Linked DNA regions of Mus musculus: regions 1, 2 and 4 are each linked to region 3. A link is a loop called in an ENCODE intact Hi-C map of the cell type or tissue named here. Cell type or tissue: heart. All regions are shown on one strand. Each heading gives the region's core, and the rest is flanking DNA. Links, peaks and the distances in the headings are about the cores only.

Evidence for each region. A loop is a pair of places that touch in the nucleus more often than their neighbours do. Peaks named below come from ENCODE experiments on the same cell type or tissue, not always from the same donor. Only the 100,000 strongest peaks of a DNase experiment are listed, where the experiment ranks them.
Region 1: a loop joins it to region 3, with 3 times the contacts of the local background. A loop is called at or near these places in 7 of 42 quality-filtered maps.
Region 2: it touches region 3 in a loop (5-fold over the local background); 19 of 42 quality-filtered maps call a loop at or near these places.
Region 4: it touches region 3 in a loop (3-fold over the local background); 12 of 42 quality-filtered maps call a loop at or near these places.

Annotation. Positions count from the first base shown.
Region 1 is chr12:82,320,257-82,324,765 of GRCm38, reverse strand. The region is part of intron 1 of Sipa1l1 (signal-induced proliferation-associated 1 like 1); the gene reads right to left. Among named protein-coding and RNA genes, the nearest start is that of Sipa1l1, 11 kb to the right of the region's middle. In heart, for the core only: a CTCF peak has its summit at 2,729; no DNase peak of the experiment used is centred there.
Region 2 is chr12:82,169,150-82,173,658 of GRCm38, reverse strand. It overlaps a transcript of Sipa1l1 not described here. Among named protein-coding and RNA genes, the nearest start is that of Gm30799, 100 kb to the right of the region's middle. In heart, for the core only: CTCF peaks have their summits at 1,919 and 3,425; DNase peaks (open chromatin) are centred at 1,898 and 3,498; H3K4me3 peaks cover 2,618 bases; H3K27ac peaks cover 1,897 bases.
Region 3 is chr12:82,468,246-82,472,754 of GRCm38, reverse strand. No RefSeq gene overlaps it. Among named protein-coding and RNA genes, the nearest start is that of Gm30966, 6.2 kb to the left of the region's middle. In heart, for the core only: a CTCF peak has its summit at 2,562; DNase peaks (open chromatin) are centred at 1,994 and 2,544; H3K4me3 peaks cover 1,411 bases; H3K27ac peaks cover 3,483 bases.
Region 4 is chr12:81,794,385-81,798,893 of GRCm38, reverse strand. All of the region lies in intron 5 of Gm30706 (a long non-coding RNA gene), which reads left to right. Among named protein-coding and RNA genes, the nearest start is that of Gm46366, 5.5 kb to the right of the region's middle. In heart, for the core only: a CTCF peak has its summit at 2,158 (motif pointing left); no DNase peak of the experiment used is centred there.

The DNA.
Region 1 (4,509 bases), core at 268-4,267, 150 kb after region 3:
GCTTCATCATGAGTGACAGCAGAATCAGGGCACAGGGCACTGCAGCGAACAGAGCAATAGAGTACAAAGTGGCCACAATGTCTGAAATCCCAGTCACAGGAAAATACACATGGTCAAAGAGTCATGGCTAAGACAGTAAGGTGGAAGACACCAGTAGTCAGAAACCTCAGTAGGCCAGACAAGAATACAATACAAACACAGACTCATCTATGTAGTGAAGCCATGGCTAGACTGAAGTCAAGATTTAAAAAAATCCTGCTAACAGAAGCTTAGTTTATAATAAACAAAATGCAAAATGCAGCACAGTGCTTTCAAGATATATAAGTCAAAAAGACTAAAAATTAAGTATTTGATAAAATCATATTAAAACAAAAAGACAGGAGGCAGTACTACCGGGAGGGTCTCAAGTTCTGTCTTTAAACATGGCATTTGGGGTCAAGTAACACATGAAATCAAGGTATACACTAGACATAAAAGGAGAAGGTACCTAACACTAGTTACATACACTACCATAATTTAGTAAATACTGCCATGTTTCTATTTTCCCCAAAGGGCTTCAAAACTGAAGGAGGATGTCAAACGACCCCCCGCCCCCCCGGTTGTATGACATTACAGGTTAGAAAGAGAGCAACAATAAGGAAAAAAATCCTCTGAGCATGAAAGGTCAGTAGCTCCATACACAGCTGCAAAGGGGGTAAGAACAACAGGCACGAAGCAACTCCTCCAATGATGTGGCCCTGCAGAACAGCATAAGCCTGAAAGCTGTCAGCACGGTAAGCTCACGGCTGACTCCCCGGAGAGCTGGATCACGGCCAGCTCACCTGTGCGCTCTGCTGATATGTGTGGAAAGGAATCATCCCCATCTCACGGAGTTTCATTATCAGTGAGAACAAATAAGACTTCTACATGCTGACAGAAAATTTCTTTTAAAAAAAGAAATAAATTTAAGCCAGGCAGGGGCAGCCCATGCCTTTAATCCCAACACTTGGGAGGCAGAGGCAGTCGGATCTCTGCGAGTTTGGGGCCAGCCTGCCCTAAAACGTGAATTCCAGGACCAAGACACCCAAGACTACACAGAGAAACCCTGTCTTGAAAAAAAACAAACAAACACCAAAACAAAAAACCAAACCAAATAAAAAAAAAATCACCAAATATGTTTCAGTTTTCAAATTAAGCATGACCAAATTCACATTTTCCCCATGATACAACTAGCAGTAAGGAAGACTTCTAAAGCAGAGTATCTGTTACCCTAAGATCTGAGTCACCTGGAAAATGACAGCCTGGCTAGAGAAAGGCGTCCGAAAGAATATTCTCAAAAAACAAGCTTCACAATTGATTCTAGAAAATCAAGAATCAAGGGAATTCAAAGGCCCAGGACTTCTAAATGTATTTGGTACCCAGTGTCCTTAGGCCCTGAGGTAAGGCACATTGCTCTCTGCCTGAGCCTCTCCCTCTGAGCTCTTCACCACAGATTACTCATTTGTTCTGGCAAATGTGCGAAACACTAACCTAGCCCCAGAGAACAAATAAGTCTTTAAATCACTCGTGCTCCCAGTGACAGGTCTAGAGTCTCCTGGTCTGATGAACGAAAACTAAGCAGAAGTCTGCAACAGCCCACTTCTTGGCACACTTGAGCTCTCTCACGGAAAGACCAGGCATGGCCAGGGCTTGCTTTCTCCTTCTTTCTCTTGGAGCTCAGGATGGATAGAAGAACAACAGGCCAGCATGACCAGACACCAGTGGAATTAAACACAAAGCTACAGGATCCCCAAAGCATTACCAGATGCACGAGTCAGCCTGAGAGTGGTGCCTTCCGGGAAGGCTTCTTATGTGGCAAACTTAAGTATTTGCTGGAGCTGCTGGCCTGGCTTGCCACTGCGTTCCTGATAGGGCAGATGTACCCAAACACATAACTGTGGTTTTCACTTACAAACAGTTGCTTGTAACTGAATAGTACTGTGATGAAAGAGTATGCTTAAATACTTTATAAGTCAAACAAAACAGATGAGTATATATAAATGATAAAAATCAATGGAAAGGGTACACCTCAAATTCTAATTCCTACAGTAGTGAGTCCACTGAAATGCGCAAGACTGTTCATCAGCAGCATGAGCTTCTATACTAACAAAAAGGTCCCTGCCTGTATTTCAATAATTACCCACGGAAAAGTACACCACGGGTGAGAAGAGAAGCCAACCCTCCGCAATCACACAAGTCCACTCTCGTGGGAACACTCCTACTCCATGTGGAAGAAGGTGCCTTAGTTTTTTAGTCATTAGAAAACATGTTTTTGGAAAATTCAAAATTAACATTTGGTTAGGAGGCAAAATCAGAAAAGTTCTTATCCTGTTTCCAATGATGAATCCAGCTCAGAATACTCCAGCGATGGATTAAGAACTGGATACTAGTTTTTAAAAGTTCTCTGTTTTATGTTTACTTATCAGATAATAAAAGTATCTCAAACTGACATCTCTCAAAGCTTATTACTACCATATATGATAAAATCATGAATTCTTGATTTTTTTTGTTACAATCTTAAAATGAATCCCCCCCCCAGCCCCAAGAGAATTCAGAGCCACTGTGGAGTGGGGGGTGAGGGGCGAGTTCTTTAAGTTGTGCGCACTACAGCAAATGCCTAGACACTGTTCATGGCAGGCTAAGCCCTCCTCTGTAAAAAGTTATAGTTAAAATTAAGCAGAAAATGGAAACACTGACATCTGCTGCTAGTTTGCATGCATTTAAAATGCTTCAAAATTAAATAGTGAAGATTAGAATACTGAGACTTAAAACCTAAATCTTCACAAGCCAATCACCCACAGGGGTGTCCACCTGTGTGGCCCAGCCACCTCACAGTGGGTCAGCACAGCCAGTGCTTCCCTGGGGTGGCACTGGTGCTGGTGCTGAGCCTGGCACACTGGCAGTGGCCCACAGCCTTGCAGATGCTCTGTGCACGCACTTCACCAGGGAGCCTCAGGCCCCACAGAGGCCCTTCTCAAAACTTCTGACATCTTGGAGCCCTCCAGGTGCTTGGTTTCATAATGTCTCCCAGCAACATGGCTGGGCTAAGGGTGCTGCTCAAGGGGAGAATCCTGGCCTCGCCTCTCTGTCCCCAGCACCGAAAAGAGGGAGGAAAGGAACTGGTAAGGACTCAGCTTATTCAAAGAATCCAACACTGCTACATGAAGACTCAGCTCACGTGCGTTATTCTGTCCTCTGCTCTCTGAGTAACGCACAGGCTGTAGGGGACGCACCATCCCTTCCCCAAGCATCTCTCCTCCATCTTCCCTCATCTCAGTGTCCACTCATCTATCTGTCCAAAGTGCACTGTTCCCAGGGGAGCATGCTCTAGAAAGCGTGCCCCACCGCCCACCACGAGTCCCACATTAAAAGCAATATCCCATTCGGTTGACCAAGGGAACAGATGAGAGGAAAAAAGCACACAAAGACAAACTGCCCCGGTTCAGTCGTTACTGTTTTAACCTAAGATGTCTTTCACAGTATTTAGCTCCATGGTGATGGGAGCAGGCGGAAAAATATAGAAACACGGAAAGAACAAATCCCTTCAGAATATTTTAAGGTTTCTAACGCAAAGCTTAATATGGAATTACAGAAACATGTAAGGTGAGAATACTCATAACTTAGTAATGGTGTAAGTCAAACAATTTTTATAATAGCTTTAAAATTTTATATTCCACTAATAAAACAAAACAGAAAACAAAAAAGATTTTGACTTCATTTTTGAACTAAAGAAAATGTTTCAATATTTAGAAGAGTGGGTTTTACCTGAGGTTGTCTTCACTCTTGTCAGGACCCAGGGACATCCATGGTCACAAAACTGAGAGTGGGAGCATGCTACTGTCATCTACAGGATGCTGCAAAGCACCGGGTAACTCCATAGCAAGGCAAGTTGCTCCCTAGCACCTTGGTTAAGCCACATGCAATAACCACGGTGCTGAGGAGAAAAGGCTGCAGCTCCTAGGGACCCACTGGCTACTGTTACCCAATCCAGCAAGTTCCAGAGCCAGTGGGAAACCCTGTCTCAAAAAATAACGCGGCGGGGGCTGAGGCAGACAGCTGCTGTCAAGGCCTGGATCCTATAAGGAAAAAAATTCTTCACTAACCCCACATCTGATAGAGGGCCAATATCCAAAATATATAAAGAACTCAAGAAGCAAAACTCAAAAAAAAAAAAAAAAAAAAAAGCTAACCTCCAAAAACCCAAACAACCCAATCAAAAAATAGAGTATAGAACTAGAGAGAGAATTCACAAAAGAGGAATCTGGAATGGCTGAGAAGCACTTAAACAAACGTTCAAAGTCCTTAGTGATTAAAGAAATGCAAATCAAAACGACCTTGAGATTCCACCTTACACCAATCAGAATGGCAAGAATAAAAAACTCAAGGGACAGCTCTTGTTAGTGAGAATGTGAAGAAAGAGGAACACTCCTCCTTTGCTGGTGGGATTGCAAACTGGTAGAACCAGATTGCTCTGCCAATCAGTCTGGAGGC
Region 2 (4,509 bases), core at 124-4,123, 300 kb after region 3:
AGCCTGATCTACATGGTGAGTTCCAGGCAAGCCAGGGTGGCACAATGGGTGAAAAACCCTGTCCCAAAAGAAAATCTCCTTGCAGCTGGGTCACCTTAGAAGATGGATGGAAGATTAGATGAGAAGGTGAAGTTTTCTCCCCCTCAAAAGATACACTCAGATTTTCATTCCAGACCTGGCTGCAAATTAGACTACCCTGTGACATTCTGTCCCTTGCTCAAATCACCTATGTTTAAGGAAGCTGGACCCAGGGGAATTGTTCCCACCCTCTCATGGGCCCCATTCCTTTCTTCTGCAAATAAACTTAAGGGAGAGAGTATCAGGACACTGGGGTGATAAAGCTATATTTAAAATAATATTAACAACAACAATTTTAATCTAGGATTCCTTTTTCCATAGCTTAGCTATGTACTACACGACATTGATGCTACTTCCATACCTTTTCAACCTTAACGAAGCTATCATTCCTGCCCTTATTTTATTTAATAATCACTGAATACTTAAGTATGAGAAAACTTCAACATGTTCGCAGGAAAAGAACCAAAGGTGAAACCCAGGAACACGTATGTTCAGATCAGGAAGGCCGACTACCCTGAGTGCTGGCCACATCTAACTTTATAAGATACCATTGGGTTTGGAGGGCCTCACCTGCCAACTGGGGAAAGCTGGGCCAAAGGAACTGAGCTCAAACTCCCTTCTAGTTTCAGCCTCCAGTGGAAGGGTAAGAAACCGCAACTACAAAGGAGACTTTAGTTACAACGTATTTTCACACACACATAAATTCTAGTTGATTTCTGCAGCAAAGCTGGCTCAGGCCTCACAGTCAAGACAGTGAAAGGGTACAGCTAGTTTTAAGGTCACCCTGGCAGAAAGCGGCAAGGCAGGTCGGTATCTGAAATCCACACCTCTGAAGACAGGTCACCTGAATCCTCTAAGGAAGTTGGAAAATCAAAACTGCCTCATATGCAAAACCGTGGACATGGAGTAACTTCTCACCCTCAGATGTGGGTGTGATCCCATGGTCCCTGGACCACCAGTCCAGCCCCCTATGCCCAAGAATGATTCTTCTAACCACTGGAGTCCCAGAAGCCAAGAGAAACACCTCTGCTGGTGGTACTCTGTAGACACTGCTTGCCTCTCAAGGCTCAAAAGGTTACAAATACAGGGAAATTTCATTTTTCCAATTTTGAGATTCAGCTTCTGTGATGTGTGTTTCACATCACAGAACAAAGAGGCTTGCTCCATCAGAGTTAAAGAAGGGGGCCGGGTACCATTCTAATCTGGCCAGTGAAGCAAAAGGTTCAAATCTAAAAAGTAACCTGAAAAGCTTCATTAATAGTCATACCATTTGTGCAATGACTAGACCTTTGGTTTAAAAAAAAAAAAAAATACAGCCAGGCAAGAGCCAGCAAGCCTTCTCGTTACCACAGAAATCTTCCACTAAGTCAGCCAGCCAAGAAGCTGCTCTGAGTTGGGGTCCACTCAACACTGCTCTCTGTGCCCTAAGAGAGCATTTGAAAAGTCACTGACTAAAAATTTACACTGCGACTGAAACTACAACATATGCATACCTTACCTCAGTTAACCAAGACCTCAGAGTCTGCATAACTGCTAATCTCAAGCCATCCTCAAACTACAGTACATTCATACATTGTTAGGAAGCCCTTCAAAAAGTTGCTTTAAATTTTTCTTCAAATGAGACTACACCAATACTACAAACTTCATTCAAAGCAAATATGAAATAAATATAAAAGGAAATACCACTGAAAAACTGAGTCAAAAGAAGAGTTAACCTCAGAATGTCATTTTAGTGGCGTGCTGAGGACTTACTAACTGCCTGACAGTCAAATCTAGCAAGTCCGGGGCGCCAGGACTGTGACGACGGGAACTGCAGAGAGGCTAACAGCTACACCTACTGTCTGTCTCCAGCCACTTGCTAAACCCGTTCCTTCTCTCGGTCAACTGGAAAAATCTAATTAATGATAGTCGATTTCAAGAATCCTTTAAGAGTGAGGAAAAGTACAATATCTTCTGTGACACTGAAGCACGTCGCCACCCCAAATGTGGGATTTGCCCCAACCATCTCTGTTCCAGCCATCACCCAGGTTATTTTAGATCACTGTTGTTAATGCCTTTGTACCAATAACGTATTTCATGGGAAAATACCTCCGTAATAATATTCTAGTTAATAACTGGGTTGTCACCGCATAGGTGGACACATCAGTGGCCATAAACTGCTTTGCTTAAACCTTTTAACTGCTCTGCATAATCCTATCAGCTTTTTTTCCATCCTGGTAAAGGCAGTTTAATTGCAGCGTTTGAGAAAGGACAAGGGAGAAAGTCGTTAAACCAAGATACAGAAAATCATTCCCGTGCCTAAACGACGATGCTAGAGCAATTTGGTAGGGCTTCATTTAATGTTGTGGCCGTCCAAAAGAATCAGCCAGAGAACCTTTGCACTGGGAGATACTCCATTCGAGAAAGCAGGAGAAAGTTGACACTTAACTCCCACAGAGTAGCAGTATAAAAAAAAAAAAATGGCTTTAAGACTCTGAGTCAGAGTTTCAACATGAAAGGCTCGATTTATAGAGGAAACGCCAACCCCAGTTCATCCAGATAGACCTGGAACCTGATGAAAGTCGACACCTCCCTCTGAAATTTGCATCGCATCACTGGCTCGCGTTTAGAAACATAATCGTGTACAAGGTAGTATGAATTTCAGTAAAGGTTGCCCTCTCAACTAGTCGTCAGGAAAAAAATAATAATAATTAAATCCATAAAGCTCCAAGGCAGTCTCCGAGTTACCAGTCCCCAAACGCTTCCCCTTCCAAGAGGAATGCCAACAATCTAGCACAACGCCTCCCTTGAAAGCTAGCTATTTCCCGTGCCTCTCTGGTTTTGGACTCGGTGAGCCCCGATGAAATTTCAATCTGCCCAACGCGATTGCTTGCCCACGTTGAAATGCCATGGAGCGATTTATGAACCTGGCAAGTTGCCTTTAAGGTCAGGAGCGAAGTTGGAAAGGGCAAGGGGAGAAAAAGTTCTTTAAAGGAAATCCTCACGCCTCTCCAACCCTATGACGGTTTCCTTCCTCCAAGGATCGCAGGTTGGAGCATCCCCGGATCTCAGTCCCCAGTATCTCCCCAGGAGAGAAATTAACACCCCCGAGCCCGCAGCCAAATCTTTCCTTTCCCCACCATTAACCCCCTGGACCTTGGCCCCCTGCAGCACACCTGCAAAGAGCTCACCGAGTGTCGGGTGGGGAAGGATCTCTCCGAGGAGCCCGGAGCCGCAGGGTGAACACGGCCACCAGGCAGGGATGCGGGGCTCCGGGCCTCTAGGGGAGCCGATCCGGATCCTGAGGTGAGAACGTGCGCGCGCGCCGTGCACGGTGAAGCGCAGACTCGCCCCCGCCGGGACCGCGATCCCCCAGCACGCCACCAAATCGGAAATCAAACTTTCAGCGGCTGTAACCGTCCAGCTCCGGTCCGCGAATCCCCAAGCCCATTGGGGGTGATGGGGGGGGACTGTCAGCAGTGCCGCCCCGCCCCCCTCCCAGCCCTGCCCTCCCGGGCCACTTACCGCTTGGCCTGGGCTTCCCGGTGCAGCCGCGCGTCCCGGGCGCGTCGTCCGCGCGCTCTCCCTGGGGAGAAAGAGAAAGCGTGCAGACGGTCGGGGCGCGCTCGCTCGCCGCCTCCTCTGCGGAGATCCGAGGCTCCGAGCGCCCGGCGTTAGGGGCCGCCGGGGCGGGATCAGCGCGGCTCGCCACCAGCCTCGCTCCGAGAGGGTCCCCGCAGCTGCCGCGCTCCGTTGCGCCGCGGAGGCCGAAGCGACTGGTCCCCGGGCATCAACTATTGTGCAGGAGCCCGGAGTCCGGCTCGCGCCCCCGAGCCCCCCATCCCGCCCGCCGGCTCCCGGGGACGAGCGCGCGGCGCCCGGGGGATGAGTCCCGGCTGCGGAGCACCGCGCTGGGCGCCGTGGGAGGAGGGGGGAGTTGCGTGGCCGCGGGGGAGGGGACAGGTAACTGCCCACCGGGGCTGGGGGACGCGGAAAGGGAGCCCCGGTGGCGGCGAGAGGCACGCTGCGGGCGGTCTCCCAGGCCCACCCTCCCTCCCTCCCCGACCCTTCCCCCCCGGGACACGGCGCCGCACTGACTTTCCGCTCACTCGCTCACGCACGTACTGAACTCGCTCACAAAGTTGCCGGCGGTGGCGGCGCTGCACTGGCCCTTCTCCCCGCCCCATCCCTTCCCTCCCTCCTCTCCTCCCTCCCTCCTCTCCTCCCTCCTTCAGTCTCGGGTGAGATCACCGCGGCGGGGTTCTGCGCGCAGGCAAGTCTCGCGAGATTAGAGCCCAACTCGGGCCGGGGGAAGTGGAAGCTGGAGAGTGAGGACCGAGGAACTTCTGGTTGCCATGACGACTCGACAGCCGGGAGCAGTTTTCACCTGCCTCCTCCGCTGCCCCAAGCCTAGCGGTGGGGAAGGGGAGGCTGGGGAGGAGAACGTAGGGC
Region 3 (4,509 bases), core at 87-4,086:
TCGTTCTTAACCTGTGAGCCGCGACCCCTCTAAGCCGAAGGACCCTTTTAGAGGGGCCATCTAAGACCATCCACATGTCAGCTATTTATATTACCATTCATAACCGTAGGAAAATTACAGTTATAGAGTAGCAACAAAAGTAATTTCACGATCTGGGTCACCATATCCTGAGGAACTGTGCTGTATTAAAGGGGTGCGGTGTTAGGAAGGTTGAGGATCTAGACTTTTACATATATACACAGAAGAATCTGAATTACTCAGAATTTCAGAAACGTCCCTCAGCTGCTGTCTATAACTGCTGTGCACATCACAGAATCAGAACCATGAATTGGGGAGGAAGCACGCTAGCCAGTGTCATTTAGCATGACTGGGAAGTAACTCCATTCTGCACAGAGCCAGTGCTTGGATGCTGAGTGGTACTTGATAAGTTAATTTGTCTCATCTCAGCCATGGGCACTCACACCGAACACTCAAACCCTTCTTACATTAGTGATGTCTGTCTCCAATGTAGGCAGCTCACAGCTCTTAATCTATGAAGCCACTGTCATGGCCTCTTTCTTTGTAAAAACAGAAAACAGCAGCATTACTGCAAAGCCTGGCGGGCGGCAGTGGACAGGTTATCAGTTCAGAGTAACAAGAGATGCTATGTGGACACTGGGAATGTGCCCTGGGTTTCAGAGACACCTGGTGTCTCCTTTCACACCTTATGCCCATGGGTGATCCTTGGGTAGGCGCTGTAAAGAGTGGTGTCCCTCCTGCCCAGGCTGAGTGGCCTCCATGAGCCTGTGCTAGGCCAGGCATGGAGAAATAAGAAGGTATGAGAATGGCCCAAGCTCAGAAGGGAGACAGACCTTTTCAGGTTCCTACAATGGTCACAGCACTTGGGGGGCTGGGGAGGTGACCCTTGAACATCTAATAAGTGAGCAGGGGACTTCAGGCTGGGCATCTCCTTTCAGACCCCCCAGCTCCTATGTCGGAGCAGGAGGGCAGGAGACCATTTGGGTAGCTACCGAAATTGGACTCTCCTTTCAGCTTAGCCACACTAGGCTGGGTCTGGAGCATGAAGGGAGGGAAACAACGAGACATTTCTTATGCCCATTTTATTCATTATAGCAAGGATCTATGTAGGCATATATTTTTCACAACCTACTTTAATAAGAGTTCGACTTCCCCTCTAGCAGAGGTAGTGGAAAAGAAAGGTTATTAGGATAGGGGTGAAGTGGACCTCTTTAGAAATAGTTCTTTGGGGGCGATTCCCATCTTCATTGTTTTCTGTCAACTAGCAAACACCAAACATAAATCAGCAACTGCAGTCCAGTCCAGTTGGCAGGCAACACACCGGGAACAGCAAAGGCAGTTCACTCCAGGGGATAAGGTGAGGTTTGCCAATCGGCCAAGTCCAGTGACCAGAAGTCGCAGGACTCTCACAAGAAGTTATTTTGGTGGGTTTCTCTCTATGAGGTCACTACAAGCGAACTTCAGCAATGCAATGGAAGGTGAACCAATCTATGCGTGTCATCAGCGAAGGCTTGCAAGGCAGTGGAGGCAAAGCAGCTGGCGCTCCCACTCTCTGTGGGGCCATATTTATATTCTTTCTAAACATTGGGCATCCTTTCACCTGTTTGCTATAGCAAAACATCCTCTCACCTGTGTCTCCTTCATCAAAACATTCTCTCACGTGTCTGCTTTAGCAAGACATCCTTTCCCCTGATTGTCCCAGCAAAACATTATAACCCAAGTCTTCAAAGAAACCAGAAATTTCCACTTTAGATCTACTACATACATGTAATGAATCCTGATGCCTGACCCTTTTCTCTCCCCCTCGTTGGTTTTTCTTGTTTGATTTGTCTTGCGTTTTAAACAAGATCTCCTCCTCTGTAGCCCAGGCTGAACACAGCCTTAACCAGATCCCTCCTGTTGCAGCCTGAGTGCGGGAATTACAAGCATGCGCTGACGTCACCCCTGCTTTCCTCCAATCATGGAGAACCGCATCAGCGGCTTCATCGACATCAGCGTTTGATGCCGCTGGACCGCCTTTAAAGGAAGGGGTAGTATGTGTTTCTGCACCTCAAAGCCTAGCAGTCTATCTAAGATCACTCTATGCTTTCTGACTTCCCTGCCCCATAATTCCCAGGGGCAGCTTTCCAACGGCTTCCCTCCGCAGTGATGTTGAGGTTTACAAAAGCTGGAAGTGCCTTCCGGGGGGTGGGGGTGGGGGGAGGAATCTCCACAGAGATTCTTTCCTTCTTGCCCTGGAGCAGAAATAACCTATCACCCCCACCCCCACCCCCACTCCCTCCCCGCCACGACTCCCTTCCCTCCTCCCCGGTTCACACAGCAAGACCTCTTTTTTCTCCGCCCTCTAGAGTTTCCACCACCAAAAAAAATATTTTTTTTTAAAAAAGATGCAGTACTGAAGGGGTCAGTTTGGCCAGTCCCACTCCTTAGCGCAGACTCTGATGGGGCTATGGTACTTCTTGAAACTGAAAGCGGGAGAGACGCCTGCTTGTAGCCATTAAGGAAACAGCCCAACTGGCTTGGATGCCGGCCCAAACACAGACAGCAGAGGACGCTCACAGCATGCTGTTAAGCCTGCACGGGTGCAAGTTGGTGCTGGGGGACGTTCTGGCTCCGGAAAGTTCAGTACTAAAGTGAATGGCTACACACATACCCATGGCATCTTCTCTCCTTGGCCCCTCTGTGATTTTCTCCTAAACTCACAACCTACATCGCTATCACATGCCACCTTTTGTGTTCCTGACAAGCAGCCTGGAAGCTGGGGACATGAACTTCGTTTCTAATTTTGTAGAGATCTTTCCTCCTATGAAACTTCTCTCCCTCCTCCTTCTGAACTTTGAACTGTAAAACTGTCAGAAGAGCATGGGGTGGGGGGGGGGGAATTCCGCTGGGAGCGGAAGTCTCTGAGCAGCAGGTTTTGGTAATGAGGCTACTCACCTCTTTAGTGAGCTATCTAAAGAGACCTTGATTTTGGTTTTGGCTGGTGTAGAGGGGAGTCATTTAAGTAAATCTAATTGACTCTTTCTTCTCCACCCACCCACCAAAGGAAAGAGGGTGACCCCAACTCATGCCTCAGTGAAGCCCGTGAGTTACCGTCCTTTGCTGGTTCAGCCCACACAGAGGAACTGCTATGGGTCCCACGAATACTGCACATTCACTCTCAGAGCATCACAGAGTCTCTGCCCCAGGTTTAACGGGATGCTAGAGATCTCAGCAGCTTGCTGAGGTGGAGAGACCCACCCTGGATAATGTTCATCAAGGGATTCCAGGTCTGTCTCTGCCTTGTCCCTCCCAACAAAGCCTGGACTAAAGGAATGGGGAAAATAAATGGTGTGAGGGGGCAGGCACAACCTTGAAGAAATGTATAGTCTGGACTAAAGCCTCAGAACCAGCTGACACTCCCAGAGCTGCGGCATCCAATTTGAAAACAACGGGGATAGTCTATTGGGTGGCCACAGGTCTTGTCCGCAGCTTATCAGCACAATGGGGGCCTCACTGAGACATATGACACTCCTGGAGGGATAGTGGCTATTGTGAAGGCTAACCCGGCATTAAAACTCTTCAACAGATGAAAACAACCGGTGAAAAGATGAAAATTGACCTGAGACAATGACAAGTCTCATTCCAACCCTAAGAAAAATGTCCTAGTATTGGATGCCTGTGAACTCAGGCCGACGCAGCCTTGAGCTATGTCAGGTGATCAAAAACAACATTCTAGCCTTAAGTGATAAGAATCTTATCAAACCCATAACCAAGCAGCAACATTGTGTTCATTTCGGCTCTTGGAACAGAATCCAGGTAAAGGTTGTAACTGAGAAGCTACTGAGACGAGAGGCCAAGCAGGTGCCATCCAGTGAGAAGCTGGAACGCGCTTAGTGCTGGAGGAAGCATCAAGGAGGAAGAAGCCATCTCTAAAGAGAAAGAGAAGGGTTTTCCTCGGGGTCCTGGGGACAAGGTCCGGCACAGAAGGCTAGAGGTCTGGTGAGTGCAGAGATTTAGAATCCAACTGAAATGAGTACAAACTTGTGAGAGTGAGGGGCTGACTCCTTGGTTTCTGGGTCCTGTCTTCCCTGGCCGGAAAGCAGGGATGTGGTGTGTTCTTGGCAGAGTGCCAGGATTGCAAGGCCTTCAAGAGTGTGCCTCTGGATGGAAGCTGGAGAGAGGTGGAGCCTGAGTTGGTGTAGAACTTCGTAACACTGCAAAAAAGAACATTTGAGGCAGATTGCGACTGTGACTCTTGGCTGTCAGTAAGGCTGAAAAGGTGACTTCCTGTACTTGCCTGCACTGGCTGATTGTATTTTAGGCATTTGCTGTCTCCTCTGCAGAGAGTTTAGGGTCGAGCTCTCCCTGCCTTTGACCATCAGAGAGCTGTGCCTGGTGGGATGAGGGTCCTTTCCACCGCTGTTCTACAGGATAATCCAAAAGCAGGGCTAAAGTGCCAAAGTAGGTCAGGGTGAGATTGTCCCTAACGTGACACAATGGTCAGCCCTG
Region 4 (4,509 bases), core at 88-4,087, 670 kb after region 3:
GCTGGCGCAGCCTAAAGCCCTTCAGGCATTGGTCACTCATTGTATGAATGTATTCTCTGCTCATGCTTTCCTAATCAATACTTAAATGGATGCTTAACTTTCATGGTAAATGAACTAAAAGAAGAAAATGTAGGGGCTGGAGAGATGGCTTAATGGTTAAGAGCACTAACTGCTCTTCCAAAGGTCCTGAGTTTAATTCCCAGCAACCACATGGTAGTTCACAACCACTCGTAATGGGTTCCAATTCCCTCTTCTGGTCTGTCTGAAGAGAGCAACAGTATACTTCTATACATAAAATAAATAAATCTTTAAAAAAAGAAGACTGGGCAAGGGTGGCATACACCTTTAATCCCAGCACTTGGGAGGCAGAGGCAGGCAGATTTCTGAGTTCGAGGCCAGCCTGGTTTACAGAGTGAGTTCCAGGACAGCCAGGGCTATACAGAGAAAACTTGTCTTGAAAAAGAAGAAGAAGAAGGAAGAGGAGGAGGAGGAGGAGGGGGAGGGGGAGGAGGAAGAAGAAAGAGGAGAAGAAGAAGAAGAAGAAGAAGAAGAAGAAGAAGAAGAAGAAGAAGAAGAAGAAGGAGAAGAAGAAGAAGAAGAAAATTTAAACTTAACTCCAGATAAGATACAAAGTGGTCACCATATAATTATTTAAAATATATTCTCACTCAACAACAAATTTGCCATTATCCCCTCTCAGTCTAAATTTTCCGAAGCAATGTACCCTCAAATACTTAGAAAAGATTTTGGGCCATGTCAATTGGATGTGTTCTTAAAGCCCATGTCCACAGTGACACATCTACTCCAACAAGGTCACACCTCCTAATAGTGGCACTCCCTGGGCCAAGCATATATGAGCCATCACAGCAACTTGTGCCACTTGTTAGTAGAGAGCCTACAGAAATCACTGTGCCATTAAATAGAATTCTGGCTGATTATTTTGTTCCACGATGATCACAATTGGCAGGTAGCAATCACATGTTACTTGGGATCTATAAGTATTAGTTATCCTAAAGATCCCTTTAAGAATTGTTTAAGATACCCCATGGGTGTTCCTTAAAATTACATCTAGAGATCCTATAGAGATCACTGTTAAAAATGGCTCTTCAAAAGCACGGGAGCTTATGTCTTATATACAAGTTCCACACCCTCCGCATACACCCAGCCCTGGTTGTGCAGCTCAACAGTCTGAACTTGCTGCAGCCAACCAACTTTTATTTGATGTTTCTCTGCATTGGATATTTTAGCACACTCTCCATTGGTGCTCAAATTGTTTCTGTTTTAGAAACTGTAAGACTAAGCCAGGCAGTAGTGGTGCACGTCTTAAATCCTAGCACTTCAAGACTTAAACTTAATCCCACCACCAATGCTAGTGCACAGTTAGTTCTGTCCCTATGGGCGCCTATACAACAACCACCTCAGCATTTTTTCTTTTCTTTTCTTTTTCTTCTTCTTTCTTTCTTTCTTTTTTTTTTTTATTAGGTATTTTCCTCATTTACATTTCCAATGCTATCCCAAAAGTCTCCCATACCCTCCCCCGCACTCCCCTACCCACCCACTCCCACTTTTTGGCCCTGGCGTTCCCCTGTACTGGGGCATATAAAGTTTGCAAGTCCAATGGGCCTCTCTTTCCAGTGATGGCCGACTAGGCCATCTTTTGATACATATGCAGCTAGAGTCAAGAGCTCCGGGTACTGGTTAAGTTCATAATGTTGTTCCACCTATAGGGTTGCAGACCCCTTTAGTTCCTTGGGTATTTTCTCTAGCTCCTCCATTGGGGGCCCTGTGATCCATCCAATAGCTGACTGTGAGCATCCATTTCTGTGTTTGCTAGGCCCTGGCATAGTCTCACTAGAGACAGCTATATCAGGGTCCTATCATCACAATCTTGCTAGTGTATGCAATGGTGTCAGTGTTTGGAGTCAGCATTTTTTCATAACTCACATTCACATGCATTCTCATATGCCAGACCTGGTAACATTCGCTAGTGCTCAAGCAGATGCCCTGGCCTCCTCCTCACCTCTAATACTTTCATTTCAGGCTGCTTAAAAGACTCATGAATTTCTTCATCAAAATGCAAAATTATTACAAGTGTAGTTCTCTACCTCATGAACAAGCGTGCCTGCCCTCTGTGTTCCTTGACCACCACTGCCCCCTGCTGGAGGAACTAATCCTTGCGCGTTAAACTCTAATGCCACTGGGGCAAACAGATACTACTCAAATCTCTGAATTTTGACATTATGCTCCTGTAACAGTTGATACTTGGAAAGAATACGATTGTTGCTTCTGTCTGCAGAACGATCTCGGATGCTGTCATTATTTATTATATACCTTTCCCTTTCCTGGACATCCATTGCAACTAAAAACTGGTAACGCTCCTGCTTATATTAGCAAACAACTTTTACAATGTATAAAATATTAATCATGTTGCCGGAACCCCTTTCAACTCACAGTGTCAAAGCTATTGTGGAATGACAGCGTTAACTACTTAAACAACAAATTTTAAAAATAAAATTGGGGACTATATCTTCACCTTAAATGCCTAGTGCTATGGGCATTTAAAATTTAAGCCATGGTTTTTAAAAAAATTTTTTTTTTACTTTAAAGGATAATGCTTTCTCCACTACCCAAAAGTGGAGGCACAGACATGGACACAGTATATGTTAAATGAAATATCTAGGAACCAATCAGTGGAAAGGGCCCCAAGTTCCTCTACCATCAGGGCAGGGTTACGCTCGAGTCTTTTCAGAAAATGAAAGAAGTCCCAGATGATGTCTGCTCCCATGACTAAGACAGCATCCCAGAGACACTGGACACATGAAGCATCTGAAGAAAGATAACAAGCACACCAAGAGGAGGCATCCCAAGAGGAAGAAGAAGTTGATGACTTGGGGGAGGCATCGAGACTTTAATTCATCAAGCTGAGACCTTGGAGAGACAAGGACCCAATGCTACTGACCCCCAAAATGATGATGCTATGTTTATTGACTATATTATAGGCTAATTCTCAGATTGTACAGAATCCAAATACTTTCCTTTCTGGAATGTGTTGTTTTAATGTGTCAAGATACTGCTCATATTCACATTGATGATCTGCATAAAGAGAAAGACACAATCTCTCAAGTGACCTTTGAAGGCCATCTCGATTAAGGTGGCTCTCCCTTTTCTTGGTCCTCTGCTGGCTAGTCCTATGGCTTTGTTAGACCAATTCTGCAGGCTATGCAGTCAAGCTTGGCTTATGCTATTACAGCCACAAAATTCTCTTTAAAAACTCAAAAGGGGGTGAGATAGGAAGTATGGCTGTCTTTTAAACACCAGAGAAACCCAGGATGTTAAGCACGCAGGGTTGTTCCTCCAAAAGAAGGAGTGTAGTGCCTGTTATCTGCCCAGAAGGCTAGAAATGGACATGGTTTCTGACCTAGTGACCTTTGCGCTATCTGTGACTTTTCTGGCACTGGATCACTCCCCTAGACCCTTATTGTAAAATTGTTTTTCCCAGTCAACCTATAGAACCTGTCTTTATGGACTGTACAAAGGGTTTCATATCTGATCTGTATTTAGCTTGTTTTGTTCCTGAAGGAGATTTGTGTGTGGTTTGTTGTACACATAGGATTGAGTTAATGATCACGAAAATAGTTTTCACCAAATGTGCTGTGTTTAAATATGTTTAAAGTAAACCACGTGGAATCTAACTCCAGTTTAAACCAACATCAGCGACTGAGTCATATGAGTCATGGTAAGCCAAACTGACTTCTTGTTTCTGGCAGCTCATATCTCTGCAGCCGGTTAAGGTCACAAAGACCCCTGTAATCGGGTCCCCCAGAACCAATGCTAACAACAGCGGTGAGCCACAATGTGGGTGCCAGGAATAGAACCTAGGTCCTCTGGAAGATCAGCAAGTGCTCCTAACCATTGAGCCATCTCTCCATCCCAGACCAGTATGAGTCTTACATCGACAATGCTTAGGGTGGGGACATTGCCTGAAGAACACAGAAAAGGATGAGGGAGCTCCCCAAAGTGTGTACGGTGGGAGTGGCTGTTACCCCGCTGATGAACGGAGCAGCAACATCATATGTAAGGCAACAGAAGTTCTCAGGGATGCTCACAAGTTACAGCTTCAAGTGTCAGCCAAGAGTCTCCCAGGGCAAAACTGGGTGGTTTGGGGAATCTTGAGAACAAGCTGGCCAGAAGGCTAACACCCAGCGACTAGCTTATACCACTGAGAGTGAATCTATCTCTTCTTCACGGAAGGCTTAGACACAGATGGCAGCAATGATAGTCTTTGACTGAGTAGCACAGCTCTTAGCATGAGCTCCATGTAAGCTTCAACGTGTTTGTTTAGAAACTGATTACAAACCTTCTGTTAGGACTGCACGAAGCACACCCCAGCTACCCTGAGCAAAAGATAGCCTCTTTGGGGATATTGTTGGTAGCAGGCAGGGGCAGACATGAGGCAGATCCGGGAAATCTGTGTGTGCTTCCTGTTTCTCTTCCTCTCTGAACCTTCCT